Regions from separate parts of the Homo sapiens genome. Here region 1 is linked to region 2. The links are chromatin loops, found by intact Hi-C in ENCODE. Cell type or tissue: PC-9. All regions are shown on one strand. Each heading gives the region's core, and the rest is flanking DNA. Links, peaks and the distances in the headings are about the cores only. Region 1 overlaps SLC44A3-AS1 (SLC44A3 antisense RNA 1). Region 2 overlaps SLC44A3-AS1 (SLC44A3 antisense RNA 1).

Evidence for each region. Hi-C counts contacts between places; a loop is a spot of excess contacts. Peaks named below come from ENCODE experiments on the same cell type or tissue, not always from the same donor. Only the 100,000 strongest peaks of a DNase experiment are listed, where the experiment ranks them.
Region 1: a loop joins it to region 2, with 9 times the contacts of the local background. A loop is called at or near these places in 3 of 110 quality-filtered maps.

Annotation. Positions count from the first base shown.
Region 1 is chr1:94,706,783-94,722,268 of GRCh38, forward strand. The region is part of intron 2 of SLC44A3-AS1 (SLC44A3 antisense RNA 1); the gene reads right to left. Among named protein-coding and RNA genes, the nearest start is that of MIR378G, 31 kb to the right of the region's middle. RefSeq lists enhancers at 4,810-5,767, 13,631-13,920 and a silencer at 7,194-7,243. In PC-9, for the core only: no CTCF peak of the experiment used is centred there; a DNase peak (open chromatin) is centred at 7,139; H3K4me3 peaks cover 289 bases; H3K27ac peaks cover 2,322 bases.
Region 2 is chr1:94,615,879-94,631,364 of GRCh38, forward strand. It overlaps SLC44A3-AS1 (SLC44A3 antisense RNA 1), which reads right to left. Exons shown (of 6, transcript NR_160780.1): 5 at 6,841-8,731; 6 at 474-1,193. All of the region lies in intron 1 of LOC105378861 (a long non-coding RNA gene), which reads left to right. Among named protein-coding and RNA genes, the nearest start is that of MIR12133, 80 kb to the left of the region's middle. RefSeq lists an enhancer at 9,250-9,757. In PC-9, for the core only: no CTCF peak of the experiment used is centred there; DNase peaks (open chromatin) are centred at 4,103, 5,723, 7,053, 7,913 and 1 weaker place; H3K4me3 peaks cover 2,049 bases; H3K27ac peaks cover 6,790 bases.

The sequences.
Region 1 (15,486 bases), core at 2,419-10,418, 90 kb after region 2:
CTATATAGGTGATTTCTTAAAATCCAGGTCCATGCATGTCCTCTCAATTTGTACAAGCATACTACTATGGTAAACTGAGTCACACTCAACCAAATTCACACAGGCAAAACCTAGGTGATCACGATCCCTCCCACTGCATAATGGTGAGTTGTGCAGTCAGGATCATATCACACGAGCACCTGTCCTGAGGCTGGGTTGCTTTTGATTTGACTTTTACATTTAACACAGGGAGTAAAAGCACTTAGATATTGTTAATGATTCAACTTAGAATCAAATTTTCCTCCTACTCCACATTTAAGGTATTGGGTCTGTTTAATTGAGCGCATCCTGAGATTTCAAGGCAAGCTGTTTAAAAATTAAAAATAAAGTAAAGCAAAACAATTTTATGACTTACTTCTGTGAATTGAACTTTCTCAACATTGGACAATAGAAACAAATGCAGGAATAAATTGAATACCAAGGCTGACATAAAACTGCAACTGTACCCATGACCATGAATGTCAAATGTTTACACTTCTTAAAATACTCACATTGTTCAGAGTGACTGGCTTTATAACAATGTGTGCCTATAAAGTACATATCTACCAATAAGATAACTTTTCATCTGTTTCTTCTATTGGTTTTGAATATAACATTTATTTGAAAAACAAGTTACATTTCCAAATGTTTGTGATCTCTGACGTGGATGACGGTGACCAGGGCCAGCTCCTACGCGGGCGTGGGCGAGTGCTGTGGCCAGATGTGTGCGTTTGAGGCAGGCCACCCTGGCTGCTGTTGGAAAGGGAACTGGAGCCAGCCAGCCTCCACTCTAGGCAGACGACTGGAAGGTGCTGGGAGTCAGGCTAGAGATAAAGATTTGGCATCGCAAGCCTGGTGGGAGGTGGTTGACGTCTTGGGTGCTGAGGCTGGAGCCCAGGGCGAGTGTGAAGTAAGAGGAGGAGGTCAAGATGAAAGCCTGAGAAGCCATCTTCAGCCGCTCTTTCCACAGGCATCAGCATCAACCTCTTGACTACGGGACACCCCTGGAGGAGTGAGACTTTGGAATCAACATTCTTGAACACCCCATGAGACCTAAAAAAAACCCCTGCATATAGCAGCTGTTCTGTAAATGTTTCTAGACTGACTTATTTCTTCCAGACAGCAAGGGATTGTATTATAATGAGAATCTCATTTAAACAAATTCATCAAAATTCCTGTATTATAGCCAAACTTGTTTAAATGTCTCTACCTAGGTGGAATTAGCAGCTGGCATCTTTTTAAAAAAATTATCACAATTTTTAAAAAATATGCATACTCTGAATTTCAAGTCAAGGCTAAATTTTAAAAAAAGAAAAAGAGAGTGTGTGCACACACTGGGCACTTTTGAATGGCATATTTTCTCCCTAAAGAAGAAACAAAACAAGGGAGGAAGAGAGGAAGAGAGGGAAAGAAGGAAGGGAGGAGGGAAGAAAGGAAGGAAGGAAGGAAGGAAGGAAGGAAGGAAGGAAGGGAGGGAGGGAGGGAGGGAGGGAGGGAGGGAGGGAGGGAGGGAGGGAGGGAGGGAAAAAATGCATGGTTTGTAGTTAACCAGGCCCTTAGCAGACATCCTATAGAGAAAGTACATGATGAAACATGCCTAGCCTGAGTTTCCTACCTACTCTGAATTTCTTTCCCCTCTGCTGATATTTAATAACTGGGCTCAGAGGATAATTCCTTTTATTTCCTCTCCCTGTCTGCTCCACTCCCCCGCAAACTCCTTCCAGGTTTCTGAAGCAGAGTCTGGGCCTCCCTGAGTGGAACTCGCCCAGCCAGATTGAGAGAGAGTCTCACTGCTCATCTCCCTGGGGCCCCAGTGCCTTGAAGCTACTTCCTGAAGGACCATGTGGGGACCTGAGAGAGGACACTGAGCCTGCTTTCATATTAAATGTGTGCCTTGCCCTGTTAGTTTCTTTCCCTGGGTGGGAACAGAACCACCAAGAAGGGAGAAATGTCTTCCGTGGCGGGGTGATTCCCACCCTTCCCCTCTCAGGAGGAACTTCCCGGCCACCCCACTGTCCGCATTGTCCCTGAGGGCTGGAGGTTGACCAATGTGGGCCTGGGATGGGCCTTACTGTGGTCCCTCACCTCCTCCCTCTGTCCCCATGTCCATCTGTGCAAACTCTGGTTGAGATGACTGTCACAGGAAGTCTGGAGGGAGGAAAGAAGTCACAGAAGGGCAACATCGGAGGGGAAGGAGGGAGGGAAGGAGGCTCTGTGGTGGGTGGGACCCTCCCAGCACCGTCCTCAGGTCCAGGGCTCCACTAGAGGGAAGCGAAGGAACATAGGTTTCAGGGACCCTCGCTTGCCTTTCCAGAGCCCTGTGTCTAATTTCGTTTTTGTAACTTTACATTCTTAAGAAAGTGTCCGCAAATTCTGTAGGCTTCAAGGCCCCGAAACCAAATCCAGATGGTACCACTAGCTGACTTTGAGCCACTTTTCTCCTGCTGCCACCTCCCAGAACCACCCTCTACACATTCCTACATCCCTGGCTCACTCAGCTGCAGCCGCTGGCACAGGTCTCCTTGTTCTTTGGACATACCAGGCAGTGGCCAAGGCATTAGGGCCTTGGCATTGGCTGTTCCCTCTGCCTGGAAGGCTCTTCCCCCAGGTGAAGGCTTTTCCCACCTCCTTCATGCAAGTGGTGCTTTCTCAGTGAGGCCTGCCCTGAGCTCCCTAGTCAAGGTGGAATCCCCGGCTTCTTTGACCTTGTGTTGCCTTCTACCTGCTAAGTTCCCACATCAGTTATCATCTGCTAACACAATTCAAAATCTAGTTATTTACTGTTTTCTGTCCTCCTCCCACCACTAGAACTTAAGTTCCATGAAGGAAGGGAAATTCAAATCTGTTTTGTTTACTGACGCGTTCTGAGCACCTAGTACCTAGCAGTCACTCGGTTCATATTTGTCTGATAAATGCATGAAATTGCAGGTCCTAAGGCAAGGATACTGCCTGCTGCAGTTTGAGGACAGCTCTGGCCAATAAGCATCCAAATGAGAGAAAGAAAAATTGCTTCTCAGGGGCAACTGGCTTTGCAGGCTATCATGGGCCAAGGCCATGGACACCAGTGCATCCTCTCCCTGCCTGTCTGTCTCAGGATGCATCATTTGGCTCTGGGAATGTGCTGCCATCTAAGAACTTGCCAGAACTGCTGAGGCTGGGACAGGAGAGGGGCTGAAGCCTGCCCAGGCCGTGACTGTCTCACTGGTACTGGGGATCGTGGGACTTGTCATGTGTGGTGTCTAGTCCTGGAAAAGTGTAGCTAATTACTAACATAGCAAAGTGCTGAGTTAAAGAACAGAGATGTTTACTCAGAGCTGGTGCTAATTTCCTGCCTTTGCAGTGGCTGCTGGACTGGGAGGTGCACATCTGGCAGCACTTGCTGGCCTGACCCAAGGATGCAGAGCTAGAGCTCCAGAGGGTGATCATCTTGTGTCATTTGAGTCCCACAGGGACACGTCACTGATTGGCATTTTACCCTGGCGCCGAGAAGAGGGCGTGGAGGACACCAAGATGTCCATGGGATTGGCAACCCATAGTCAGCCAGCCAAGACCACCCCTGCAGACAATGCTGATGACATCATGACGATCCTAAGCTTTATATAGTAGTTCACAGTCACCAAAGCTCTTTGTCATACCCTATTTAATTTTATGGTCATCCAAACCTGTAAGAAAGACAGAGCAGGAATTGTCATCCCATTTTCCACAGGAAGAATGTGAGGTCTAAAGGTGAGGCTGTGTATCACAGAGCTAGCAAACGTCATGCTGGACTGGCTTCAGCACTAACAACTACACCCTGTCCTGTGTGCTCAGAGACATGGGCCCTTGACACCCCTGGGTTTAACACTTGCAGCTTCAACTATATCCTAGAAACCTCAAAGGCCCCTGAGTGTAGTGACTTATCCCTGCACTGTGGCTGAATTTGAATCCTCGTTCGATGAGGCCAGCTTGGGAGTCACATGGCTCACAGTGTACTTGGCTTGACATTTTTTAATCACCCTGTGGGCACCCTAACCCTCCTGTGACAATTTAAAAGCAAAACAAAAACAAAAAAAATTGTTTGCTTTTGAAAAATAGCCATCAGCTGCAAGTCAGCTAAAATCAAAGAGGCAATGGATGAGTGTGAATTTCATCATTAGGGGTGTAGTTGTCAATGAGACGTACTCGCGGCTGCCTTCTGATACACACTTGCCAAGTGTCAAATGTTTTGTTAGGTGCTTTACAAATGTTGAGTCTGGGTTGTCAAAGCCTGTGCTTTGAAATTCTACATCGTACTCTTCTCCTTGGAGATGCAACCTAGCAGCCTGTGTAGAGGCCTATATTTCTGAGCTCACATACCTTCAGACTCAGAAAGGTCTCAGAAAGTAACTTGTCTCTTTGTCTGTCTCTCTCTCTGTCTCTCCTTTACCATTGTCCTTCCTCTCTTCCCCCAGTAATTTTATAGCCTTCTTCTCCAATCTTCTCTTTCTTGGGCTGACCTGGAAACTCCAAATTTTTCTCTCTTCATCTTGCAGAATAATCCATTCATTCAACAAATAGTTTTCGGATGCCTATTTTATGCCAGGCCCTATGAGCCACTAGGGAAATGGCAGTGAACAAAACAGACGTGAATCCCTGCCTTCCTGAGGAGTCCATGCTAGTGGAGGACAAACAAACAAAAACAAGGTAAAGTCAGGCAGGATAAAGCAGTGAGGGAAATAAGACAAGAGGAAGGGGAATGGGGAGTGATGGGGCTCCCATTTGAGATGTGAGATCAGGGAAGGCCTTCCTGAAGAAAAGGTATTTGGGCAGAGGCCAGAGTCGAAGAGAGGAGAAAATCATGTCATCGTCAGAGGAGGAACATCCCTAGTGTGGGAATGAGCTAAGCCTAGAGTTGCAGAGTTAACAAACAGGAGGAGGAGGACGAGAAACAAGAGGAGATGAACAAGAAAAGGGATTGTTTAGTATATGTCGCATTCAACATTTGGAACACACTTGTCTTAGTCTAACCATGTGTGCTGCTGTAACACAAAACCACAGACTGGTTCCTCTATAAAGAACAGAAATTAGCTGGGATTGGTGTCCAGTGAGGGCCCAGTCTCTGCTTCCAAAATGGCACCTTGCTGCTGCGTCCTCTTCAGGGGAGGAACACTGTGTGTCACCGAACAGAAGAGCAGAAGGGCAAACCCACTCCCTCAAGCCCTTCTATAAGGCCCCAGTCCCATCCATGAGGGCTCCACCTTCATTACTTAATCACCTAAAGCAGGGTTCCCAAGCCCTGGACCACCAACCAATACAGGTTCATGTCCTGTTAGGAACCAGGCCACACAGCGGGAGGTGGGGGCAAGCGAGCAAGCGAAGCTTCATTTGTATTTATAGCCACTTCCCATCCCTCGCATTACGGCCTGAGCTCCACCCTCTGTCAGATCAGCAGCAGCATTAGATTCTCTATGGGACTAGGAACCCTACTGGAACTATGCATGCGAGGGATCTAGGTCGTGCTCTTCTTATGAGAATTTAACTAATGCCTATGATCTAGCATGGAACAGTTTCATCCCCAAACCATCCCCACCCCTCCAACCTGTTGAAAAATTGTCTTCCACAAAACTGGTCCCTGGTGCCAAAAAGCCTGGGGACCACTGACCTAAAGGACTCGCTCCTTAATGCTATTACATTAGAAATTAAGTTTCAACATGAATTGTGGAGGAGACACACATTCAAACCATAACAATACTTATACTAAAATAATTACATGTTGTTTATCTGAAATTCAAATTTAACTTGGAATCCCGTATTTTATCTGGCAACCCTAGATTTTGGCTTAAGGAGTGGAAAGGAGACCGATGTGGCCACAATGGAGGAAGCAAGGAGAAGATGGAGGGAGATGAGGTTGGGGAAATTTGGAGAGGAGAGGGTGGTTGACATTTCAAACACAGAGAAGCCATCTAGGTATGCTTCCAGCTCTTCCAGTGGAATTGTCTCCACCTGTCCAAGAGAGAAACCCATGCTGAGGGCTGTGAAAGAGGAAATAGGAAAGAACATAGCACAGGGAACTCAATCTAGACTGAGTCCTAAAGTGGTTCAAGTCTGCAGCATCCCTTCTTCGAACGAGGTAAGATTCTTTGGAAACCCTGGGGTATCAACTAGGTCTTGGCTCCTTCACCCAGCAGAGCAGCTGGGTCCTGAGCAGACAAACTGAGGGAGGTGGAGTGGGGGCATGACCTGGGAGCCCAGAGGTTAGATTATCTCAAGACAGGTAAGGTGGGGGGATAGAGTCAGCAAATTCTCAGGGATCCAGAATCCTTGGTGGCTGGCTGTGGGCATCCTGGGAGGGGACAGATCAGCCCAGGGAGTCAAGAATTTGCCATTGGCCAGGACAGTTTATTTGAGAATCTGAACTGGAAGCAAACCTTGGTGACAGATCTGAGCTGTAAGTATTAAGGTTGAAACAGAAAACACCCTTTGAGGTTAAGATGTATATAAACCATTGGGCCTCATGCTGGCCGACTTTGGGATCTGGGGAAAAGCAAGATAAACCTAGGTAGACATTTCAAGGAAATTCTGCTTTAGCCCCTGACGCCTACTTCATAGTAGATGTTTAGTCCCTGAGGATTAAATGAGATGATGTATGTAAATCACCACGCTTGGTACATTGGTAAGTATGACATTAAATGGTAAATGTCCCTTCTTCATTATACTGCTGTTCCCAAATCTGGGACCTGAAGGGAGCTTAAGACACCCCCTACCCCCTTGGCCTGCACACATATACACACACACACACACACAGACACACACACACATATATGAGAGAAACTGCATGGTTAGATCTGAGCACTACAACTGAATCTCTTCCCTTTCTTGTAGATAGTGAGCTGGTAAGATTAAAATGCCTGGCACATAGCAGCTGCCCAATAAATATTGCTATATAAGTAAAAAGGAAATAAGTGGCCTTATTCTCTCTGTTCTCCCAGAGTTCAATTTTTCACTTTCAACCCGACAAAAAAGGAAGTAGGGCTGCCCGAGTGGGGCTATGGAGAATCAGGAGCAAACTGCTCCCCGCCCTTCCCAGTTCAGGGGTGTTGCTTCATCGCCCGACTGACACGCAGGCCAGAGAAGCAGCTGACTCCCCGCAGAGCTGCTGCCTTATAAGGACATTGGCCAGGCCTGCCAGGTGTGTCATCCCAAAGCCCTGTGATGGCCCCAGTGAGTCAAGGCCAGGGTGGATTTAAAAAACTCAGAAAAGCCATATGGGCAGCAAGTGAGAGTTTTCTCACTTCCTTTCCTCCTCACATGTTTCCATATGTTTTAAATTATTATCCCATTTACCACTTACCTCTGCAATTGGGAAAACAGAGAATAGAGTTTTTGATTTAGAAAAGAGGTACTCATAAGCTATTACTCCAGTAGCAAAGGAAATTCTCTCTCTGATTTTCTGGTGGGTTGCTGGCGGGGAGTGAGCTGATGAAATGAAGAAAGTATAGCCTGCGGAGAAGTCCCCTTAAGAATGAATATGTGGTGGCCCCTCCAGGACAAGGCAGGATCCAGCAGCGTAGAGAGCTGCCTCCATCCCAGGGCAGTGCGGGGAGACCCAGTCTCCCTCTGCTGAGGGAGGACTTGATGCTCGCAAAGGCAAGCCAGCAATGGGCAGGGAGACTTGGAGAAAAGTGGTCCTTTTGAAAGATATGAAGGCCCAAGAAGGGGCAGTGGTACTGAACAGAAGTGGCATAGAATCATAGCCAAGAAATTGGGCTTTGAAATCTCACAGACCTGGATTTGAGCCCCAAATTTGCCAACTTTAGCTGGGTGAACTAGAGCAAGTTAGTTCTTTTTTTTTTTGAGACAGAGTCTTGCTCTGTTGCCCAGGCTGAAATGATCATAGCTCACTGCAGCCTCGACCTGAGTAGCTGGGACCATAGGCACACCCCACCATGCCCAGCTAATTCGTTTTTATTTTTTGTAGAGACGGGGTCTTTCTATGTTGCCCAGGCTGATCTTGAACTCCTGGGCTCAAGCGATCCTCTCACATTGGCTTTCCAAAGTGCTGAGATTACACCATGCCTGGCCTTCATCTTTGTAAATCTCCATGGCCTACTGTGTGAAGTATTTGTTCATTTAGGAAATACCTACAGAGCATTTCAATGCCTTGCTCACTTTAGCTCATCAGAGCAAACCAGTGAAGTAGATTCTATTATTATCTCCATTTTACAGGTGAGGAAAATAGGTGACTTGCCCAAGGCCACACAGCTAGTAACTAGGAGAACTGAAATTTGACCCCAGGCAGTCAGGCACCAGGGTCTGCAGTCCCAAGTTTAAACTATGCCAAGAGGCTATAATTGCACCTGCTTTGCCTGATGGAATTCTGGAGGACTAAGTGGACCAGGGCATGTAAAAAGCTCTTATCACAGTGCCTGAAACATGGTCAAACTCAGTGAATGCTACCTATTATCATTTGTCTGTTATTTGTGAGGATTGCCCAGAAGTGGATCCTGAGAGGAAGGGTCCTGTGCAAGTGACTTAGTAAAGACAAGCTCCCAAAGAAACGGGTCTGGTACGGGAATGGGGCAAGTCGGCAGGGGACTGAGAAGAAGCCAAGCAAGGGTGCAACTGCAGGCAAGGTCTCACAAGGGAGTGTGTGAGATTTCTGAGTTTGTCCCCATGGAGACAAGGGAGCTGGGCTTTGTGGCGTTAAACTGTTGGTCTCTGGCTAAGGGATGCCCTAAAAAGATGGAAACTTCCTGGCATGTCTGGGCTCTGCACCTGTGGGCAAAGCAGTGTAGTAACCAGATGGCAGTCTTCCAAAGAGAGTCACGGGTATGGGGCTGTTTGAAGCAAAAGCACCAAAAAGCACTGGCGGAGTTCACAGAAACAGCAAAAATAGATCCAAAGGCCTCTGAGGGAGCAGGAACTGAGCCCACCCAAGACCACCCCTTGCATCACTCAGACCAGCTCACATCTTCCATTCTGTGAACTTCATTCCGCCACTGCGCCTTCAAGAGGGTGGACACTCACAGTTTCTGGGGGAAAACTTAACAAGATAAGAGTTAGTGAGACAAGATACATCTCTTCTCACACAAGTTTATGTAAACCATTCACACAAGTTTCTACAAAAGAATATTAATTGTGCCAGACACAGTGGCTCATGCCTGTAATTCCAGCACTTTGGGAGGCCGAGGAAGGCCGATCACCTTAGGTCAGGAGTTCGAGACCAGCCTAGCCAACGTAGTGAAACTCTGTCGCTACTAAAAATACAAAAATTAGCTGGGCGTGGTGGCACGCCCCTGTAATCCCAGCTACTCAGGAGGCTGAGGTGGGAGAATCGCTTGAATCTGGGAGGTGGAGGTTGCAGTGAGCCAAGATCACACCACTGCACTTCAGCCTGGGTGGCAGAGTGAGACTCCATTTCAAAAAAAAAAGAATATAAAGAATATTAATTGCAACATTAATAATAGCTAAAATGCAAATAAGTCAAACTTATTTGATCTCTAGGGATCAAACTTAGATCTCTAGGGATTTGCTTTTTTCTTTTAACAATTGCATAATATTCTATGGTATGGCTGCATACCATGATTTATTCAACTAAGCCACTGATTTATTATTATTCATTTAACCAAGCCACTACTGATGAAAGTTTGACTTACTTGCATTTGAGCTATTATTAACAATGTTGCAATTAATATTCTTTTACATAAATTTGTGTGAGTGGTTAACATAAACCTTTGCAGTGGTCCCTTGGCTGTGGCTGATATTCATCATCTCCCTGCTCTGCCACTCTTTCTAGAATCCCTCCACTCCCAGCAAGTACTTCTGGCGGTGTAGGTGGCTTGCTTGATGAGGTGATGCAGACTTTTAGCCCTAAAGGGTTTATCTCCCACACTCTAAAAAACATGAATCCTAACAGGTATCCAGAGTTGTCGCCCCTTCCATCTTAACAGGTTCAGTCAACATAAAGTCACCAATATGGTGGACAAAGTACACTGTACTTTCAGTTTCCTAAGAAAGGAAAAAGATGAAATTCCATTAGCCATAGTCAAATGAGCACGCCATCAATACCAAGAAAAACTGTAAACTCGTATTAATTAACCTGTTGTGATTTGGTTAAAAAGAAACCATTAACCAACAGGAGCCAGAGAGGGTTCTCTAAGAACAAGTCAGGCCTAGGGCACATTGAGGATGAGCAAAAGAGAAATTGTAAATCAGTTTATTTTGGTCTTGGTAACAAGTGAAAAAGAATGGTTGAGAGAAATGTAGGTGGAAGAGATAAAAAGGAATGGATAAAGTGTCTATTATTTGTAGATTCCTTTTATACAAACAATTCTTTTCCACTGATAGTTGAAAACTGAGCGTAGTTTTTTCCTGTCTGCTGGGTGGAAATAGATTGTGAAATGTTGTCTTGTGGTTTCTAAAGAGTAAGTAGAAAACTGCATTAAAAATGCAGCACTAATCCATGCGATGTGAGACCTGCCATCAGGAGCTAAACCACCAAGCCAAGGTCCCTCAGAAATTACCTGTGTGGCAGCCAGTTTCTCACATGCTAGCAGAGGAAAGTCTCTCAAATTGCCCTTTAATAAGCAAGAAGAAAAACTGTCTCCCAGATTGGCAGTATTTATTGTTTTTGCTATTACTATAAATATAATATCTGCTTGTAAAATCTCCAAAATATGAAGTAGAATGTGGAAGTCCCTAATAAGTCTAACTTGATCCAGTGACAATATGGTGATAAAACTGTTAGTGGTCTGATATATATATATACATTTTTTCACCTCTTTTGTAGAATAAAAGAATGAAAGGAAGGATGGATGAGCAGATGGATAAAATGCTTTACAATCTGCCTCTTTCACTTAATATATTGCGGACATCTTTCCTTGTAAAAACATAAATCTCTTGGGATTTGCTTTTTTTTCTTTTAACAATTGCATAATATTCCATCATATGGCTGCACCATGATTTTTTTTAACCAAACCAATACTGATGAAAGTTCAAATTATTTGCATTTTAACTATTTTGACAGTGTTGCAATTAATATATATATATATTTTGAGACAGACTTTCACTCTTGTTGTCCAGGCTGGGGTGCAATGGCGTGATCTCGGCTCACTGCAACCACCTCTGCCTCCCAAGTAGCTGGGATTACAGGCATCCACCACCATGCCCGGCTAATTTTGTTATTTTTCGTAGAGACAGCATTTCTCCATGTTGGTCAGGCTGGTCTCGAACTCCCGCCCTCAGGTGATCCGCCCGCCTTGGCCTCCCAAAGTGCTGGCATGAGCCACCGTGCCTGGCCTGCAATTAATATTCTTTTACATAAACGTGGTGTCTTTATCTGATTATTCCTGTAGGACAAATCTCTGCAAGTTCCAGGAATTGCTGGGTCAGAGATCAACCAAATTCTAAATTTGGAATTATTATTGCTTAATGGCCCTCAAAAGGGTCTACAAATTTACACTCTCACCAATGGTACATCAGAGTACCTGTTTCGCCACAACCTGCAGCTTTTATTGTTTACATGGGAGACAAGGAAGAATCCAATGTCTTTGGTCAATTTTTTCATAGGGAATTTGTCTTTTTCTTATTGGTTAATAAGAACAGATTGCTTATTAAGGACATTAATCCTTGGTAATATCAGGGAATATTTTCAGAACAAGCCATTTTAATGAAATAAATGCTCCTAATGGGAGAAAAGGTATAATATTGTGATGTAATAATTTCACATTCATATACAGAGAACCTCCTCAGCCCACCCTGTGCATAGCATGCATAGCAGATATGTGCTGCATAGAACACACATAGAAGATAGACAGATGAACCAAATTGATGATTGTTTAAAGAAAGAGATAAACTAATAAATAAATGCCATATAGTGCAAACTATTATAAGGGAGTTTCAGGCAAGGTTCAGTGCGGGACTAACAGGGGAACAGTCAGCTCTGGCCAGGAAGGGTGGGAAAGGCTCTGTATTTTTCCCTGGTGATCGTCTGTGGGTATCTTAGGTGGTTTGTCTTCTTGCTGATTTGTGAGAGGTTGTTCTGATGCACTAGAATGAGAAACAGCATGCTGAATTCTGTTGGGATGTTCTGAATTTGAGAATACGGTAGAGCGGGATGGTGGGAGGGATGGTAATTCCCATCAAACACCTTCACCTCTCCCATCCCCTGATCTTGTCAGATAATACACATCTCTAGAGGGGGAGTCCCATGAAACCCACGCATGGAGCCCAGTAGAGTGATAAGCAGGTGCAACCTGAAAATGAGGAGTGTAGGCTAAATCCCCAAAGCAATTGGCAGTCTTCGATGAGTTTTAAGTGGTGTTGGCGATGGGGGCTGCACTTCCTATTTGTGTCATAGAAGCCCTCTAGCTGCTTTGTGGAGGGGTTGTAGGAAAGCAACTCTGGAAGGCAGACCTATGTGAGGGCTGCTGGAGGACAAAGATGCTTGGGCCAGAACCAAGGTACCACACAGATTGGAAAGACATAGGGTGGGAACTGCTGACTGTTTGGACACCGGGGATGGTGAGCATGAGTGATGGTGCCATTCCCTGAGTTAGGAGGTGTAGAAGGAGAAGCAGGTTTGGGGAGTTTAGTGGAGAAGTAGGTACCTGTGGGGCTACTAGTGAAGATGCCCAGAGGGCAGCCACATACATGGATTCAGAACTTATAAGTCAGTTCTCAACTGGACCTTTGGAGGGAGAGTCAGCAGCCTGTTCCTGAACATTGAAACCTTGGAAATGGATGCTATTGCCCCTTGCAGGGTTAGGATGAGCAACAGGGCTGGCACAGAACCCTAGGGAACACCAACAGGGCAAGACAGAGGATGGAAGACCAAGACTACTGGGACAAACGCCAACTCTCTACAGGCTCTGAGATGCCACAAGAGTAAGGCAAAAACAACCTAAGACTCACTCTTTAGTTCATCTAGCAAACCCAAGCTGAAAATTTAAAATACACTCGAGATTTCAATGCTGGTTTAAACTGGCTAGAGTATGGAGTCCAGCAGTTCTTTTCCCTGGTATCATAGCTGCAAACCCATCCAAACTGTGCTCTGCTCCCAACCAGTTCTTTAGGATTGAAGGAATTCAGCTTCAGCATATGAGGCGTCTCTATCCCCTGATTCACAAAGTGACTTTTCCACAATCCCAACTAATTCTGTTTCCCTGAGCTGTGCTTCACCAATATACATCTTCTTCTTTCCCTGCAGCCCTGTGGAAAAAACGTTTCAACATAAGGAAGTGTATAATGTGGAGGAAAAAACCATCATGCCCTCTAAGGGTTCATGGTCTCATTGAAATGTGGCACATCCGCCAGCTTCCCAGGGCTCCCGGGCTGGGTGTTGGGGTGGACTGGGAGTCAGATGGTGATGATGTGCCCAAGTGCATCTGACTCTTGCCTAACAGAGGAGCAATTTTTAGCAAATGTTAAGGAGGATTTGCTCTCCCTTTAGGATGATCAATTTTTCCACTAGGCAAGACTCATTCAATTGCCTTTCCAGAACCCTTACACTCTAGTCTGAATCACACATTGGGAAATTAATAATTCACTATCTTGTGCCACCAGTCATGTCCTCAAGTGGATTCTAAATTCCTTGAGGAGCCAGAGGCCATGATGTTACTTCTCCTGGATCTCCCAAGTGCCCACAACTGGGCTACATCCATGGGAGACCCTTGATGAAGTGAAGTTGATCAGGGAATGCAGAGCACTCAGGCCCACATACCTCGGCCTTGGGGAGCATCTAGTGCAACCCCTTACAGATAGGGAAACTGAAAGCCACAGGGGTGCAGCAGCGTGTGCAGTCACACAGCCCATTGATGACAGAGCTGTTACACAAGGAAGTGAGGAGAAGCAGCAGGGTGACAGACCAAGAGTGTGGCCTTTGCCAGGCCTCCTTCACTTACTGGCCATGTGAGCGTGGGCTCCTTACCACACCTCCTCCACTTCCCCTGTTATAAAGCAGAAATCATACGTGAACTTCAGGCTGGGTGCAGTGGGTGGCCCATGCCTGTAATCCCAGCACCTTGGGAAGCCAAGGCAGGCAGATCGCTTGAGCCCAGGAGTTCAAGACCAGCGTGGGCAACACAGCAAAACCCCATCTCTCCAAAAAAATACAAAAATTAGCTGGGCGTGGTGGCATGCACCTGTAGTCCCAGCTACTCAGGAGGCTGAGGCAGGAGGACTATTGGAGCCCAGGGAGGTCAAGGCTGTAGAGGGCCGTGATCACACCACTGCACCCTAGCGGCAGAATGAGACCCTGTCTCAAAATAAAAGTGAACCTCAGCTGAGGGCATTATGAAGACCAAATGGGCAGACCCATAGAAAGCTCGTGGCACAAGGCCTAGAGTAGAATAAGTGTTCAATGAACATCAGCAAAAGGGAAATACATAACTCCAAAAGAAAAACACATAATTTCATTGAAGTGTTTGCCACCTCCAAGTATTTAGTATGAATTTATTAAATAACTTGACATTTTCAACTCAACTCTACTCATATAGAGAATGCAGCTGGGAGTCGGGCACTTTGAGTTTCCTAAGCGCAGGACTGTTCCTTTCCAAGCAAGAGGTCCACACGGCTCCGAACACTGTCTAGGCTGTACTCTAACATTATTGTCAGCACGATTGCCTGCAACAGTCAGGTCTAGCAGTCAGAGCTGGAAATACCCTGCTCAGATGAAGTAATGCAACCAGAGGGCAGAAGGGAGAAGTGGTCCCCACAGCACGGGGGAGGAAGCGGAGGGAGGGTTACAGGAAAAAGCTTTTCCTTTTCACAAACTGTCACTTTAACTAAAATGCAGTCTCATCTCAGCCTGTTGTAGATGCTTATTATACACTGTAAAATCATACTCACTGGAGGTGTATTCTAGCTCCCATCTTTCCTCCCAAAGCTATGCGATCTTGGGAGTTATGCAATTTTTCTGTGCTTAGTTTCATGGTTTGCCCTTCATTCTGCAAAATGGGGATAATAGTAACTTACGGTTAACCCCTGATTAATTACTGCATCAATTTAAAAAAACAATTCCTGTGAAAGATTTAGAACAGAGTGTCTAGCGTATAATAAGCATTCTATAAATATTAGTTGCTATTGTTTTTAAAATTGTCTATCCTATAGTTTTAATACAGCTGTAGAGTTATTATTTCAGGAGCAAAATCTTGATACCCTTTTCCACCTGGCTCAATTTAATCTGAATTCAATTAAAAATCAAAAGAGAATTGAATTTAGAGTTCTATTCATGAATACAAAAGGCTGGGAGGAAACACACCCCAAATGACACAGTGGATGTGGTAGAATAGGACTATGAACAGATTTTGTTCTTCCTTTTCACCTTCTGTATTTTCCATCAATTATTTGTATGATTAAAATCAATCATTTCAGACAAGAGGGACATCGTGAGCTGTGAGAAACATCTTCTATCTGTTGCTTTCTGTAGGCAGAGACAAAGGAAGGGGCTCCAGTTTGCCATTCTCTTAACCGAGAGGCTTCCTACCTCATCTAATGTGGAGATTCTACTGA
Region 2 (15,486 bases), core at 3,589-11,588:
TGAGCTACCACGCTTGGCTGCAATTGTTTATTAAGAGCAGTTACTTGGCCTTTGGGAATATCAATATTTATACTACCAAAAAACAAAATGCAAAGAATTCATGAAGGTCTCTAGAAATTTGAAAAAAGTAGTGTAATGGTGAAGAAGAGAACAGTCATTGGTGTTCTGGATTAAAGTCCTAGCTCTACCCACCTAATGCAGTGGACAAATTACTTGACCTCTCTTATCCTCAGGAGTCTCAGCTATATAGTAGGAATAATAATATTACTTATGACAGGGGGTTTTGGAAAGGATTATGTAAAATAAAATAAGTGAAGAATTGAGCTAATTCCTGGCATATAGTAGTCACTTAACATATTGTAATTATGATGATGGTTTTTCCTACAGAAAGAATGGACACTTGAGAAAATAAAGGTTTTGTTGGGGAGGGGAAGAAGGAAGGGAGGAAAGATGAGCCTAAAGAAGTAAAAACATTTTTTCCAATTACAAATTTATTAACCCCTAAAATAATGTTATAGTTTCAGAGAAAATTAGAAGCATAGAAAAAAAAAAGCAAGATTGTGGTGACATATATGTAATTAACTGAACAAGCAGGAAGAATTCAAAAGCATTTGAATTGAGATCCTAGAATTCATAGCTGGTCTCCCTGCCCACCAAGAAGGCATGTTAATCTGGATTCTTTAGAGATAATAGAAATGTCTTAAATTCCTTTGGGTGCAGTAAAATGGCCCTAGCTTGCACTAGCCCCATTGAAAGGTAGAGATTAAATTGAAGATAACCAAGCACCTGTCATTCTTCCCACTGCCTTCTGGATCACTACAAAGAAATAAGGATTTGTCTTTTCAAAGAGCAGGAGAGCAGTAGCTCATGAGGCAGTGTTGATTGACGGTTCATGCTCGAAGAAAGGTATGAGTGCTGCACTCAATTTTAACTTAAAAAAAAATCTGAGACTTGTATTTCCTGTTAGAAAGCTCTGCAGAGGGGTGTGTCCAAGGATTCTGGAGAATTAATGACAGACATATGGGTAGCTTCTTAGCGACACAGGAGGAGATGAGATGCACGTATGCCGTGTGTTAGGGGGGTAATGGGTGCTTGGATTGAAACTCGTCTGCTGTTTGCTGAGCCCCACTCCTCCTTCAGAGTCGCTTTCAGGCCTCCATTTCTCCATGAAGCACTTTTAACACTGATCCACACTAAAAATAATGACAATAGCATATTAGTAACAATAGTAATTACCATTTATTCAATGCCTACCAGTTGCTAGGCACTATGCTAGGAGTTTAACATATAATATCTATTTCTTAACAATAATCCGATCCTAAAAACAATCCAACAAGCTTTATGCGTATTACCTCTGATTTTTATAACGAGTAAGATAAGTTTTATTATCCTTGCTTCACAGATGAGGAAATAGGCTTAGAGAGGTTGTAGTGTGCCCAAGTCCTCACAGCCTGTTGCAGACACAGCTGGCATTGGACACTTTCCTGAGGGCAAGGGTCTGGATGTGCACATCTTTTGTAGCCCTCATAGCACAGCCCTCAGTCCCTCTTGTTCTGCAAAAGGTCCTCAGCATATGTTATATGATTATGTGATTCTGTCAAAGGTGTTCAAATGAGAGTGACTCCATCTTGAATAGGGGCTGGGTAAAATAAGGCTGAGACCTACTGGGCTGCATTCCCAAGTGGTTAGGCATTAGGCATTCTTAGTCACAGAATGGGATAGGAGGTCGGCACAAGATACAGGTCACGAAGACCTTGCTGATTAAGCAGGATGTGGTAAGGAAGCTGGCCAAAATCTGCCAAAACCAAGATGGCAATGAAAGTGACCTCTGCTCATCTTCACTGCTCATTATACGCTGATTATAATACATTAGCATGCTAAAAGACACTCCCACCAGTGCCATGAAGTTTACAAATGACATGGCAACATCAGGAAGTTACCCTATTTGGTCTAAAAGGGAGAGGAACCCTCAGTTTCAAGAATTGCCCACCTCTTTCCCGGAAAACTCATGAATAATCCACACTTTGTTGCATATAATCAAGAAATAACTATAAGTATACTCAGTGGAGCAGCCCGTGCTGCTACTCTGCCTATGGAGTAGCCATTCTTTATTCCTTTACTTTTCTAATAAACTTGCTTTCACTTTGTGGAAATGCCCCGAATTCTTTCTTGCCCAAGGTCCAAGAGTCCTCTCTTGGGGTCTAAATTAGGATCCCTTTCTGGTAACACTTCAAATAAATATTTGCCATCTACATTTAGGGGTGGTACTATGGTGTGTGTACATCCTGGGGCTGGTATACAGGGAACCTGGATGTGGTCTCTGAGAGAGCTCGAGGCACCGGCATCCACTAGCCACGTGCTGCCAGCAGCTGGGCTGCCTGCCTCTCGCCATACTCATCCACATCCCAGAAAATGCCAGGATTTAGAGCCGGAGCTGACCACTCACACCATCTGGACCATCCCCATCTATAAATCTACACATATAGGGTCTTTTTTGAGTGAGACTCAGAGAGCGTGAGTCAACCAAGTTCATATAGCTAAAAGTGGCAGGGTTGGGACATGAATGCAGGTCACCTCCTAAACCTTCATCCCACCCTTTTCCATGATACAACAGCAAGGCAGGGCATGAGGGAATGTCAGAGCAGAAGATGGCCCTGGCTGAGCTGTCCATGGTGGCGGTCTTTCAGGGAACCCGCCCCGAAAATCACATAGGTTCTTTTCTGTTTTCCTAAGCATCTGCTGGCTTGAGAAATAAAGGGACAAAGTACAAAAGAGAGAAATTTTAAAGCTGGGCATCCACGGGGGACATCACACGTTGGTAGGATCCGTGATGCCACAAAACCAGCCAGTTTTTATTAGGGAAGTTTTTATTAGGGATTTTCAAAAGGGGAGGGAGTGTGCAAATAGGTGTGGGTGACAGACATCAAGTACTTAACAGGGTAATAGAATATCACAAGGCAAGTGGAGGCAGGGGGAGATCACAGGACCATAAGACTGAGGTGAAATTAAAATTGCTAATGAAGTTTCGGGCACCATTGTCATTGATAACATCTTATCAGGAGACAGGGTTTTGAGATCAACTGTTCTGACCAAAATTTATTAGGCGGGAATTTCCTCTTCCTAATAAGCCTGGGAGCGCTATGGGAGACTGGAGTCTATTTCACCTCTGCAGACTTGACATTAAGAGACAGGTACGCCCTGGGGGGGCCAGTTCAGAGACCTACCCCTAGGTGTGCATTCTCTTTCTCAGGGATGTTCCATGCTGAGAAAGAGAATTCAGTGATATTTCTCTCATTTGCTTTTGAAAGAAGAGAAATATGGCTCTGTTCTGCCCGGCTCACCGGTGGTCAGAGTTTAAGGTTATCTCTCTTATTCCCTGAACATTGCTGTTATCCTGTTCTTTTTTCAAGGTGCTCAGATTTCATATTGCACAAACACACATGCTGTACAATTTGTGCAGTTAATGCAATTATTACAGGGTCCTGAGGTGATACACATCCTCCTCGGCTGACAAGATTAAGAGATTAAAGTAAAGACAGGCATAGGAAATCACAGGGGTATTGACTGGGGAAGTGATAAGTCTCCATGAAATCTTTACAATTTATGTTTAGAGATTGCAGTAAAGACAGGCATAAGAAATTACAAAAGTATTAATTTGGGGAACTAATAAATGTCCATAAAATCTTCACAATCCATGTTCTTCTGTCATGGCTTCAGCTGGTCCCTCCATTTGGGGTCCCTGACTTCCCGCAACAGCGGTCAGTCTGGCCATTGGGCTGGGGTGGAGTGACATAGATCACATGCCTGTCAGTCATGCCCCACCCGGCACCACTATGCAACAGCCCCAGATGCACATGCAGGACAGGCAGGGGACCAGCCTGTGGAGAACATTTTGTCTGCCTAGAGTTAAGCCTTGTCAGTGATTGACAATGTGGACCAAGGGAGAAGGTCTATTTTCTGAAAGTTTCATTCTGCATGCTCCCTTAAAAACCCATTGTAATGTTCATCCAAGCAAGCTACACGTTTGTGGCAGATTTCTCTTGATTATATTTGGCTTATTTTGCTTATTTCAGATTTTATCTGTTATACCTGTCTAAACATTCCAGAATAAACCACAGGTATGCAAATCTTGGTTAACTATTTAAAAATAGGGATACTTGCAGTTGAAAATACTTTTATTTTACAAAGTGAGTTTTTTTTTAACAATCTGTACCAAGTTTCACAGATTCACTGTTTTTTTCTTTCCTGGAGGAAATTACCCTACACAATAAAACTATATTCCCCTCGTGTTGCCCCTTTCTTCAAAGTAGGTCAGCAAACCCTCGAGCATATGTTATGTGGAAGGAAGGCTCTGTGGCAGATAACAGCTATGGACACTCATCTCTGTCCTCAAGGGGTTTACACTTCATTTGCAGAAAAACAACAACAGCTGGCAGGTATTGAATACCTCTTGTGTGCCAGGCACTATTCCAGGCACTTTGCATAGGCTATCACATTGACTCCTCCTAACATGCTTAGTGAGGTGGTACTAGTGGGTGAGAAACTGAGAGGCTCAGGGAGGTTTTGTGTTTTGCCCAAGATCACAACTACTGTGAGTGGTAGAGCTGGTCTGTGTACCTGGCAGTCTGACTCCATGCACACCTACCTATTAAGTGCTACAGCCAGCAGGTGCCACCACTTAACAGTTGCTGCTGTATATGGATTGGTTCCCCAACAAGGGTGCAGATGCCTGGTAGATTCACAACATCTTACCTCTTTTGAATGCCCAACAGCCCCAGGAGCGCTGTGCTCCCAGTTCAGGTTGACTAAATGTTCTTTGACTGATTGCACAGGAGAGGGGAGATACGTTGTCTTGCGGTGCCCTGAGAATTGAGATGGACCTTATAAGGAATAAACTCTCTCAACAGTGAGGATGAAATCAAGCCCAGGAACATTTCCTAGGACAGGCCTTGGCAAGCCTTAGCGAGGACCTAATCATCCAATGCTGCCAAGAAGCAATAGTTTAGACGTCGTTATGTCCCACGTTCTCAAACAAGTTTACCTGTTGCACTGGAGAGTCGACTTTCAGTTCAGGGATCAGGAGCCTCCACATGTGGGTCCTTGCTTAGGAACCCTGCGGCAGCATTGAGGGGAGAGAAGCTCGGAGCCCCTCCTGCCCTCAAGTGCTCAAAGTGGAGCTCTGAGCTGTAATAAGGCCTTGGTCCTGGCACCAGACAAAATGTATGTGTGTATGTATATTTATGTGTCTATCTAGCCTTTATTCATTTATATATTTAAATTTTACATTTTGATGATGAAGCCATAGGCCTCACTCTACTTGTCTAGGAGCTGTGTTCTGAGTTCCACCTGCAGCTAACCCCGTGTAGATATTATGCCGCTCAGGGCTGAGGCTGGGGAAAGGCAGGAATCAAAATAGAGGGGCCAAGTCCAGTGGAGGCTGGATCCATCCTGGAATATGTCATCTGTGACATTTAAAGCCACCAAAGGCATTTTCCAGCAACCTTTAACATCCTGGGCAGAGGGGTCTGGAAAAAAGTTGTGTTCCCTCCTTTAACCTCCCTTTCCACCTGGTGCTTCCTTTTCCAAGAATAAAAGGGCGCTACCTGTGTGAGTTGGCCAGGCCACTCTGCAGCCAAAGAATCTGGGGGCTGGCTCAGTGCCAGGCAGCACCACACCCAGGTCTGCTATCCTGCACATTTATCTGCAGAGGCCCTGCACGCTGCTGGGGAGGAGAGGTGGGCTTTCTTGGCTGACTCATGCCGAGGAAGTGAAAAGCCCAGACACATTTGGTTCATCAATTCCTCCCAGGTCTCAGCCTGTGCTTACTAACCCAGGCAGTGTGTACTGACACTGAGAAACTGGGTGTCTCTGGGAGTCAGTGATCTCAGATCTGTGGGTGACATATAGGACTTGATGATTTGATCTTCATTTCAAGTACCAACTGCTTTTTTATCTTCTTTTACTTTGTTCTTCTTTAACTCATTAGGGAATTTTTCAGTAGGATTAAGTAAAATAGATTCCTCAAATTTGTTTCCAAGTTCAGATCCAACCAGGATTTTTCAACATCCTCTTGGTTCCCTGCCACATACAATAAATACTATGGTCAAATATTATTACATCATGACAGCAATGTCTAAGGTGAGGCTTGTAGAAACAGCATTGAAAGGAGTCCTGGATATCCTGGTCCTGATTCTGGAGATGGGGAGGCATTCATTCCAGGATTGGACCTTCTACCCTTAAGGCAGGCCCAGCTCCAGGCTTCTCCTGCCTGAATACTACACACAGTTCCTAAGCCAGGAGCCCTATGTTGGCTCAAGAACCTGGAACTTAAAGCAGACTCCTCCAGTGCTAGAGACAAATGGGAGGTAGCAATGCCCGAACAATTGACCCTTGACAGCTTTGGATGGACAGAGAAGGTCTTCAACAAAGTCATTCTTTCTCATCTCAGTGGTCTTTGAAGAACTCCTTCCAGCTGAGCTACTGTGGAGTTAACTCAGCATGGCTGAGCATTTATCGGAACCTACTAAGTGCTGTGAGGTACCAGGCCCTGCAAAAGTAAGGATAAATGTGCCCAGTTCCTGTCCTGCGTGGACTCAAAGGGCGAGCAGGCCTTGGGTTGATGATTTAGCCCAGGACAATGATCAGAACACACTGTGGGCCTAAATGATTCACCAGAGTCTGCTTTTCTCAGGGATGTAGTCTTGACGGAATCCTAAAGAAGTTCCTTTATCTCTAGCATTTTCTCTTGTTTTCTGTCATTTCCTACCTACTGTGGGGTTTAAAGGGGCTGATGAGGGAGGGAAGCAAATACACAGTGTGTTGAATGAGCAGGTTGGTTACCTTGTGGACAACTGTGCTTGTCCTCCTGGGACCTGGGAAGGATGGTGTAGAACTTTCCTGGCACCATCCCACTTGCAGGCGAGGAATCCGGGGGACGTGTCTACCAGTTCCATCCGCCACTGGCAGAGAGCATTCACTCCCCAGAAAGCCTGGCCTGACCTGCCTGTGGCCCCAGCACATTCCTGAGGACAAAGAAATCCAGAGAAATTGCTGAGGCAGAGAGTCACAGAAGGCGCAGGCCTGCGGAAGGGTGAGGCCAGTGGACCTGGGCAAGGCATTGGCAGACGGTGTCATGCTCCCAGGCCTGGTGGAGCTGCCTGCAGCACAGAGACCAGCCCTCCTGAGGATGAGGGGAAACAGCAGGCAGCGTGGGAATGGCAGCATTAATACCCCACCCAGGGCAGAGGAACGTGGACCCAGCGATGTCAGCCTCTCCTCCCCACACCAGCGGGAGAAAGTGGGAGCACAGGCAGAGGTGTTGTTTCAGGCAGCTCTCCTAACAGAACTTTCCTTATGAAAATATGTAAGCACTCAGGGAAATAGGTTTGAATTAACTTTACATACACACAGTGAGGTTTCCTCAGTCCATACATGGCCTCAGCACAGGCTCAGAGCATCACCTGTACAATTCCTGCACTGACCGACACAGGTTTAGCTGGTAGCAGGGACAGGTGCTGGGTGGGAAGCTCTCAGTTCCTGCTTTTCACCCCCATCTAAGTGTTCTCTGAGACCAGGGATTGATCCTGGCTCACCTGGAGTGTGCTCCACAGTCTGAGGATTTGGGAGGGTTTCTGTGTTCATGCCTACCTGGCAGGCAGAGGTTTCTGTGACCTAAAAGCTGTCTGTGGGAGCCTGTCTGGCTCTTGTGAGCCTGCTTCCTGGGAGCAGCCCCAGCCTCCCTGTGTGTCTCATGCCCCCTGGACTCAACAGGGGCTTGGAAGATCCTGAGGCTGCATCAGGGTCCTTGGCCAAAATTCACACTGGAAGTTACTCTGCCTGACTCCTAGGTGCCAAGGAGTCTATTAATACTTATGAGCTGTTCATTAGCATTGGGAGAAATCAGCCCAAACTCTGGCGGGAAGGGAGGGTGTGTGTTTGTCTAAATAGTTTGGCGCTTGGTCAGCCGCCCTCCTGTTTGTGAAATCTGTGAGGCCCCTCACCACAGCCTGGGGCTGGAAGCAGGCCTCCAGTCGAGCTGGCAGCAACCCCAGCCCCCTAGGTTCTGGCCACAGCGAAGAGAACATTCAGGTTCGAGCCCCCTTCATCCTCAGGCCGGGAGGAGATTGAAGTCTCTGACATGTCTTTTCAACTCCTTCCATTTAATTGTTAATTAGGAGAGAGCAGAGGGAAGAAGGAAAGGTAAATGTTTCCCTTCTTGACAAAGCAATCACTCTGCGGCTGGGCCACAGTTCCCTGACCAGTGAGGAGCCCAGGTGAGTCCTCATCGGCTCAGAAATGGTGAGCAGTTCTTTCCAGCCCTGACCTCCCGAGCCCAGGAAGCCTTCTTGCTTTTCCTCTTTAGGTGAACATAGCCCTTTTGGGTTGAGAAAAGAGCAGGAGATGGCCAGGCACAAAAAGTTATTCTCTAAAGATCTTGCCTAGGAAGAGAGAAATCAAAGCTAAACCCAGGCTCTGTATCAGATCAGGGACCAACTCTCATCTCAGCTGTCGACGCTGCTGTGGTTCCAGGCCTCTTGGATGAACTGGTTGGGCTGCCTGAGCAGTTTATTTCTAAAGGGTATAGGAGCCTCTGGGATAGAACTCATTACAGGGGGAGAGCGAGGCATAGTGGGCCTCGCCAACAGTGAAGCGTCAGGTGTCGGAGGCAAGCTGCGATTCTGACTTCAGTGTGGTTGCATCTGTTCTCCATCTGGTCCCTTGGAGACCTCATCTGGGTCACAGGAGAGAAAGGGTGGCCAGTAAAATATATATACACACATATATATATATGATAAAATATTCTTTAAAAATCTCAGCTTCATCCTGTCACCCACCAACTGTGTGACTGTGGGCAGGTTACCTCTCCTCTCTACGCCTCAGCCTCCTCATCATTAAATGGTGATGCCCGCAGTGCCTGAGAGGGCTGCTCTGAAGTCATTGGAGTTCGTGTTTGTAAACTGCTTAGAATGCTGTAAATGCTAAGTGTTATATAAACAAAACGCAAAGCACCTGTAAGACAGGGCACAAGAAGCTCTAGTTTGGGACTGTCTGACAGTGCCCAAGGAGGAGAGCGAAGCAGGCCTCACGCCTCTCCGCAGACCCCGAGAGGCTCCAGCACATCAGAGAGCAGCACCAGCTCAGCTCCTGCAGCACCCAGGGGTTCCTCTGCTGGCAGGGAATGCTTTGGGGATGCAGAGACAGCTGGGGCTGGAGTGTGCATTGGAGAAAGGCCTGTGTGGGTGGGTAAGAGGCAGCTGCAGGTGGGCCGCTACTGTGAATGTAGCCTCGTCCACACCTGCTGGCTCTGAGGCCCAAGGGGCTGGGTCACAGATAGAAGCCCCTGCACAGCTCCATTCAGAGTCAAAGTCCGTTTCCCTGTAGCCCCTAGGTAGCTCAGAGAAAGGTGAGGGTGGTCTCCTGGGAGGGGCCTGAAGCGCAGCAGTTCTCCCCATCTCACCTGTTATTCTGTTAAGTTTAGTAGCTGAGTCCACTTAGGCTACTATAACAAAGTGCCACAAGCTGGGTGGTTTGTCAACAACAGAAATTTATTCCTCACAGTTCTGGAGGCTGAGAAATCCAAGATCGAGGCACTGGCAGATTTGGTGTCTGCTGAGGGCCCACTTTCTGGTTCATAAATGGCACCTCGCTGTGTCCTCACAGAGTGGGAGGGGCACGTGAGCTCCCGGGCCCGTTTCCTAAGGGCCCTCATGACCTAATTACCTCCCCAGAGGCCCCACCTCCTAACACCATCACCTTGGTGGTTAGAATTTCACCATAAGAATTTGGGACGGACACAAATATTCAGACCATAGCATTTAATAAAACTCCTCCGTTCTTTTGTGTTTCACTTCTATGGGGCTGGGCTTCTTCCATGTTCATAAATACAAATCCCAATCCTTATGGACTGTGCTCACAGGAAACCTTATTTTGAATCCTTTGGCTCACTTGTGAGGGTAGCTGTTACAACTGACAAGTGGAGTCCATGAAAAGTCAACACCAAAAGGTGGGCTCTTTGAAAAGCAGCTGGAAAAGAAAGTGGAAGAGGAATGGGAGGCCAGGCTGCATTTGAAAGGAAGGGTGTTAATTAGGAACCCCTCATTTTAAAGAGGGGCTAGACCCCTTGCTCAAGGCTTAATAAGAGGCTTCAGAACTCGTCCTGCTGGCTCCCCCCAGCCTTCACCCCAGCTCCCCTCTGTAATATAAGCAGAGAGCTAGGGAAAGAAGGAGAAAGAGGGCAAGTGTTAGTCAATGTGGTGTTCACAAGGGGAGGTGACTTCCTCCCCAAAGCTAGGTGGAGACTTGGATGTGCTCTGAGACTGGGGGTGCCCTCGGAGTAGAGCAGAACATGGTGACCCTGGGAAAGCTCTTGAAGAACCTGGCTTGTGTGCTGGGAGTTTGGAGGCACCCATGAACGTTGAGGCCAAAACCTGGAGATTTCTGAAGGCAGAAGGCCTGTGGAAGTGGCCTGGGTGGAGGAACGAGGTTACTGTCCATCAGTTGCTTGGCAGTAAGCTAATTGGCCAAGTGAGGCAATGCCCTGCCCAGAGAGGAAGTTAAAGGCACAAGCCACAATGCTGGTCAAAGGGAGATATGGCTGCCCTGAAGGGGGACTCAGAACAGGGGTATGGCTGGATACAGCTTCCAAAAAACCTTGCCCATCATTTATGATAAGATCAGTGTACCATCAAAATTTCCAGGATCATATAGACCCTGACCGAGCCAGGGTGACACTAGAAACATCCCACACAGACAGGTGGCTGGCCATGTTAGATGGTCCCTGTCCCCCTCCAACCTAAAGGCACTTAACCCATGAAAGGGAAAGTGAAGAATAAGAGGACTGACCACACACTCGACCTCCCTCAAATCCCTTGCTGAGGGCTGACTTTCCCAAGGAGAGGTAAGAAATGAGATTTAAATTGGATCCGAGGTTGGCATTTTGAACCAGACTGGGCTGGACAATGAATAAATGTGATTGTTAGATTATGGAATATACTTAAGACAGTCATTACAGGATGGGCAAAGTGGTGACTGGAGAAAGAAAAAACCTTATCATACTTGTTTCCCACCTACTTGAGACTCCTCAAGCCATTTTTGCAGCCATTAATTCTAGAAACGTTAATAATATATCTTCCTTTTGAAACACAAAATTTGGAGAAACTTAAAAATGGAGCAAGAGTGGTTGCCTTGTTTGGAGCAAAGATCTGAAAACTCTGAAACATTCTTCAAGCTTGGGGAGCTGCTTCCGAAGATTTGTTGATGCATGGTTTATTCGTTTTCTAACGCTGCTGTAACAAATTACCACACAGTGGCTGAAAACAACACAACTCTATCATCTTATAGCTCTATAGGTTAGAAGTCCAACATAGGACTCACTAAGCTAAAATCAAGATCTTAGGCCTTTCTGGAGGCCATAGAGGTGAATCTGTTTCCTTGCCATTTTCAGGTTCTAGAAGTAGCCAACATTCCCACATTCCTTGGTCCGTGGCCATTCTTCCATCTTCAAAATCAGCAATGGAAGGTTGAGACCTTCTCCCTGCACCACTCTGACTTCTCTTCTGCCTTCCTCTTCCACTTTTAAGGACACTTGTGATTACATTGGGCCCACCCAGATAATCCAGGATAATCTTTAGATCAAGTCGGTTGGCAACCTCAATTTCACCTGCAAGTGTAATTCCCCTTTTCCATGCAACCTAACATATTTGCAGGTTCTGGAGATTAGGACATGGACAACTTCGGAGAGCCATTATTCTCCTACCACATGTGGCTTGCATATTATTGAATTCAACTTAATTTAACACAAATGCACGCGATCCTCACAATAAACCAGCCAAGATTCAATCACAAGCCATCACCTTGCCTCACAGGAGTAGGGAGAAGCCCAGCTTACTGTGAACCATGAAAGAGAGGAGCCAAAAGGCTACTGGACATTGATCATGTCCGCAGGGCCAAATGAAAGCTGTTCAATCCCACTTATGCCCCGAGCAGGAGAGCCCGCAGGACACATGCCCCGCACTCACCTGCAGCGAGGATCTGAACTCCTGAGCTGCTGCCTGCCTCCACCCACATGCTCCGCTGATACCAGCACTTACCCTTTCCACTGATAAACATCTTATCAGCACGGCAGGTATCTGGCTTTCAAAATCCTAAATGACTATGACCAGTTTGAGGTGCTACAAGATGCTGCTGACTTAGGGAACAAGAAAGGTGGAGTGCCCTCTCATTAGGTTCCTGAGTGGTAAAGAGAGCTGGAGCCACCCTCCCTCCCATCTTCAGGGAGGCCCAGGGTGGGAGAGTGTGCTGGAGACTAGGACTCAGTGCTCTTAGCTGCGCCTCCTGGGATGGGAGATGCAGGCGGGGATCCTGGTAACTCTTCTGTATTTTGTCAGACTGATGTCTCATCCTCACAGCTCCTGGCTCAGGGAGCACTGACAGTTGCTATCTGGACTCCAGATATGGAAATGGGATTCTAGCCATCATTCCCTGCCATGCTGGCCCAGCCGTACTGGGCCTTATGAGTGTCCTGGAGTGTTGAGGAGGTATGAAGAGCAGAGCCCCTGTGGAGTGTCACCTCCTCACACCTTGCTGGGCCCTCTGGGGTCCAGGGAGTTCTCACCTCCATTAGGGCACCCTAGCAGGTTAGCTTGGCCCTGGGGTAGGGGCAGGGGCAGGGGCAGGGATTTGGTCCGGCATGACCCCTGGTCGTTGGAATGCTTCCCCAGAGCACTCCCTCCCTCGGTCCTGTCATTGGGGCACTTTGAGGACAGCAAACTCACTGTTAGGCCACTCTCAGCGATGGGCTCCTGGGCAGCTGAGACATCAGTGAGGGATTCCTTCCCCACTGCAGCACAGCCACCCCGCCCAGCTGTTTTATACAAAAGCTCTCATTCTGTTTAAGAAGGCTCACCAGCCTGCTGGCAAGGGTGAGACGGACTGTTAAGCCAGAACCTCAAGCTGTTGGGACTTGTTTACCCTTCTGAAGAGTGAGATGGGTCCGTTGTGCCCTAGAATCACAATACCACCTTGATTCAGAGAATGAGATGGGTCTACCCTTTCCTAGAAACACAATATGAGGCCTTGGCATCACCCTTCCCTGAGAACATTCATTCATTTAAGATGGGATCATCTTCCCCCTAAGAACTGACTGAAGACCTTCCTTCCAAAGCACAAAAATCCACAAATCCACTCTAAGCACATTTTTTATAATGAGCACTATGACTTTCATAATGGAAAAAAAAATCATCTGTATTTTTAAATGTTTGAATGGCAAGGCCATGTAGATTGCAGCCAGATGAGATCACATTCCCAATTAAAATAATCAGTTTCCAGTGTTCAGACACTTTGGTGGAGCTGTAGCCTGACAATAATTTTGCCATGGTTGTTTTAGGGATGAGTACACAGGGAAGTTTCCTACCTCAGAAAGAACCCTGGACTAAGTCGGAAGACCTGGCTGTCAACTCCAGCTCTTTCTCTTTGCCGATGTGACCTTGAGCCTTGGTTTCTCCCTCTGTCAGGTGGGGAGAGGGATGTAGCCCCACCTACCTGCCGCCTAGGGTGTTGTGAAATTCTGATGAAATAAGGCCAGTGAAAGAGTGTCATCATCAGGTGGCCCTGGAGAGGAAAAGTGGCTGAGAATCCCCTGCAATGCTGGTGATTCTATTAGGCAACAGTAGCAGAGCATGTACCTGCCCATCACTCCCGCTGCCCTCAAGCACAGCTTCCAAGGGACACCATCAGCCGGGACTAGGACTCCAATGGCAAGGCTGGGAGACTGGGAGACCTGCCTGGCCGGAGGCCGGCTGCACCACGATTTCCTTCCTGGCTTCAGTGAGAGTTTCCACCCAGTCTGGCAGTGAAGTAGTGCCAGGATCTTCTTCAGGAGCATGTTTCCAGGTGAGGAGTCATTTAGGGAACCACACCGCAGGGATCCCCCACTCTCAGCTGGACCCTTGGAGCCAGACTTGCCGACAGCCATAGAGGTCGTCATGCGCTGCCGCCCTAAGACTGCATCCTCTAATACTGCTCCTTCCCAGCCACGCATGTTGATCCTGCTCAGCAAGAATCAGAGAGCTCTGTATCTGCACTGCAAACAGCTGACTTCCTAGAGAAGTGCTTTCATGAAACTGTGTTTTAGTGTGTGATGGAATGTAGGCTTATCTTGAAGCCGAGAACAGAAGCAGCATCTGTTTTCTGAGTCTACTAGGAAGATAGTCATTGCCTTGGCCTTGTCATAAAGGCTTAGTTTCCCTTTTATCTTTGCTTTTCTCTTCACCTTTACCTAACTCACGGCATTCTGCTGCATTTTGTGTATTCTCATACACCATCCTCAGTCCTCTGTGGAAGGAAGAAGGGTATTGCAGCTGATGCTCTCAGTGTCCCACCCTTATCCCTTGGACAAGTCCTGCCAACCAATTGCCTGAACCTGCATTTGCTCCTGAGGTTTCTCCCCTCTCTTGACTAGAAACCGGGGAAGGCAGCATAGTCTAGATGCTGTGGAATGAACACATCTCCAGCAGGAGCTCTGCAATTTATATATAAATATCCCAGCTTCCTCATCCTCAGGTGGAATAATTTCTCAGCATGTGTTTTGCATCTTTCCCCAGAGTTTCTAGGGTTAAGCTCTAGTGGCTTCCTGTGGCAGCTGACTTCATAGGCTCCCTTTCCTTCTAGGGACCCCTTCCCCACTTCCTGGCAAGAACTACTTGCATTTCCCAAATACACTCTTTCTAGAAGTAGATCTTGAATCTTTGCTTGAAGATCCACTTCTAGGAGAATCTAAGCTAAAAGGGATATGAATAAACAGAAATGAATAGAAACCAGTAAAATGTCTTATATATTACAAATAATCAAATAAATGTTTGTTGAGTTAAGGAGATAACAATGCAGTGTATTCTCAACGCTTAGCGCAGAGCTGAGCGCAGAGGAGATGTTCAATAAATGCTTGAAAGGGAGGTAAAATGATCCTAGTTAAGCATAGATTGGATGATCACCCAGAGGATGTATCACAAATGGGCTTGAAGAATCATTGACTAAGTGGACAAGCCAAGCTCTGGGGATTCAGGTAGATTAGAGTTCTATAGGTATGACCTGCTACAGTGGAGGTGGGAGCCTTCTGAATGCTAAGAATGGGGCTAGCTTTGGATTTTCAGTTAGTCTTTCTTATTTCTGTAGTGAATTTTCTTTGATTATACAAAATTTATTTCAAACACCTTTACTGAGATATAATCTATACACCATAACATTCACATTTTATAGTATAATATTCAGTGGTTTTTAGTATCTTTATAGATTGTATAACTAATTCCAGAATACCACCTCCCCCAAAGAAACCTGTACCCATTAGCCATCACTTCCCATTCCAACTCCCCCAAGCCCCAGCCAAGCACTAATCTATTTTCTGTTTCTACAGATTTGCCTTTCATAGACATTTCAAATAAATGGAATCCTATAATATGTGGTCTTTCGTGACTGGGTTCTTTCACTTGGCAT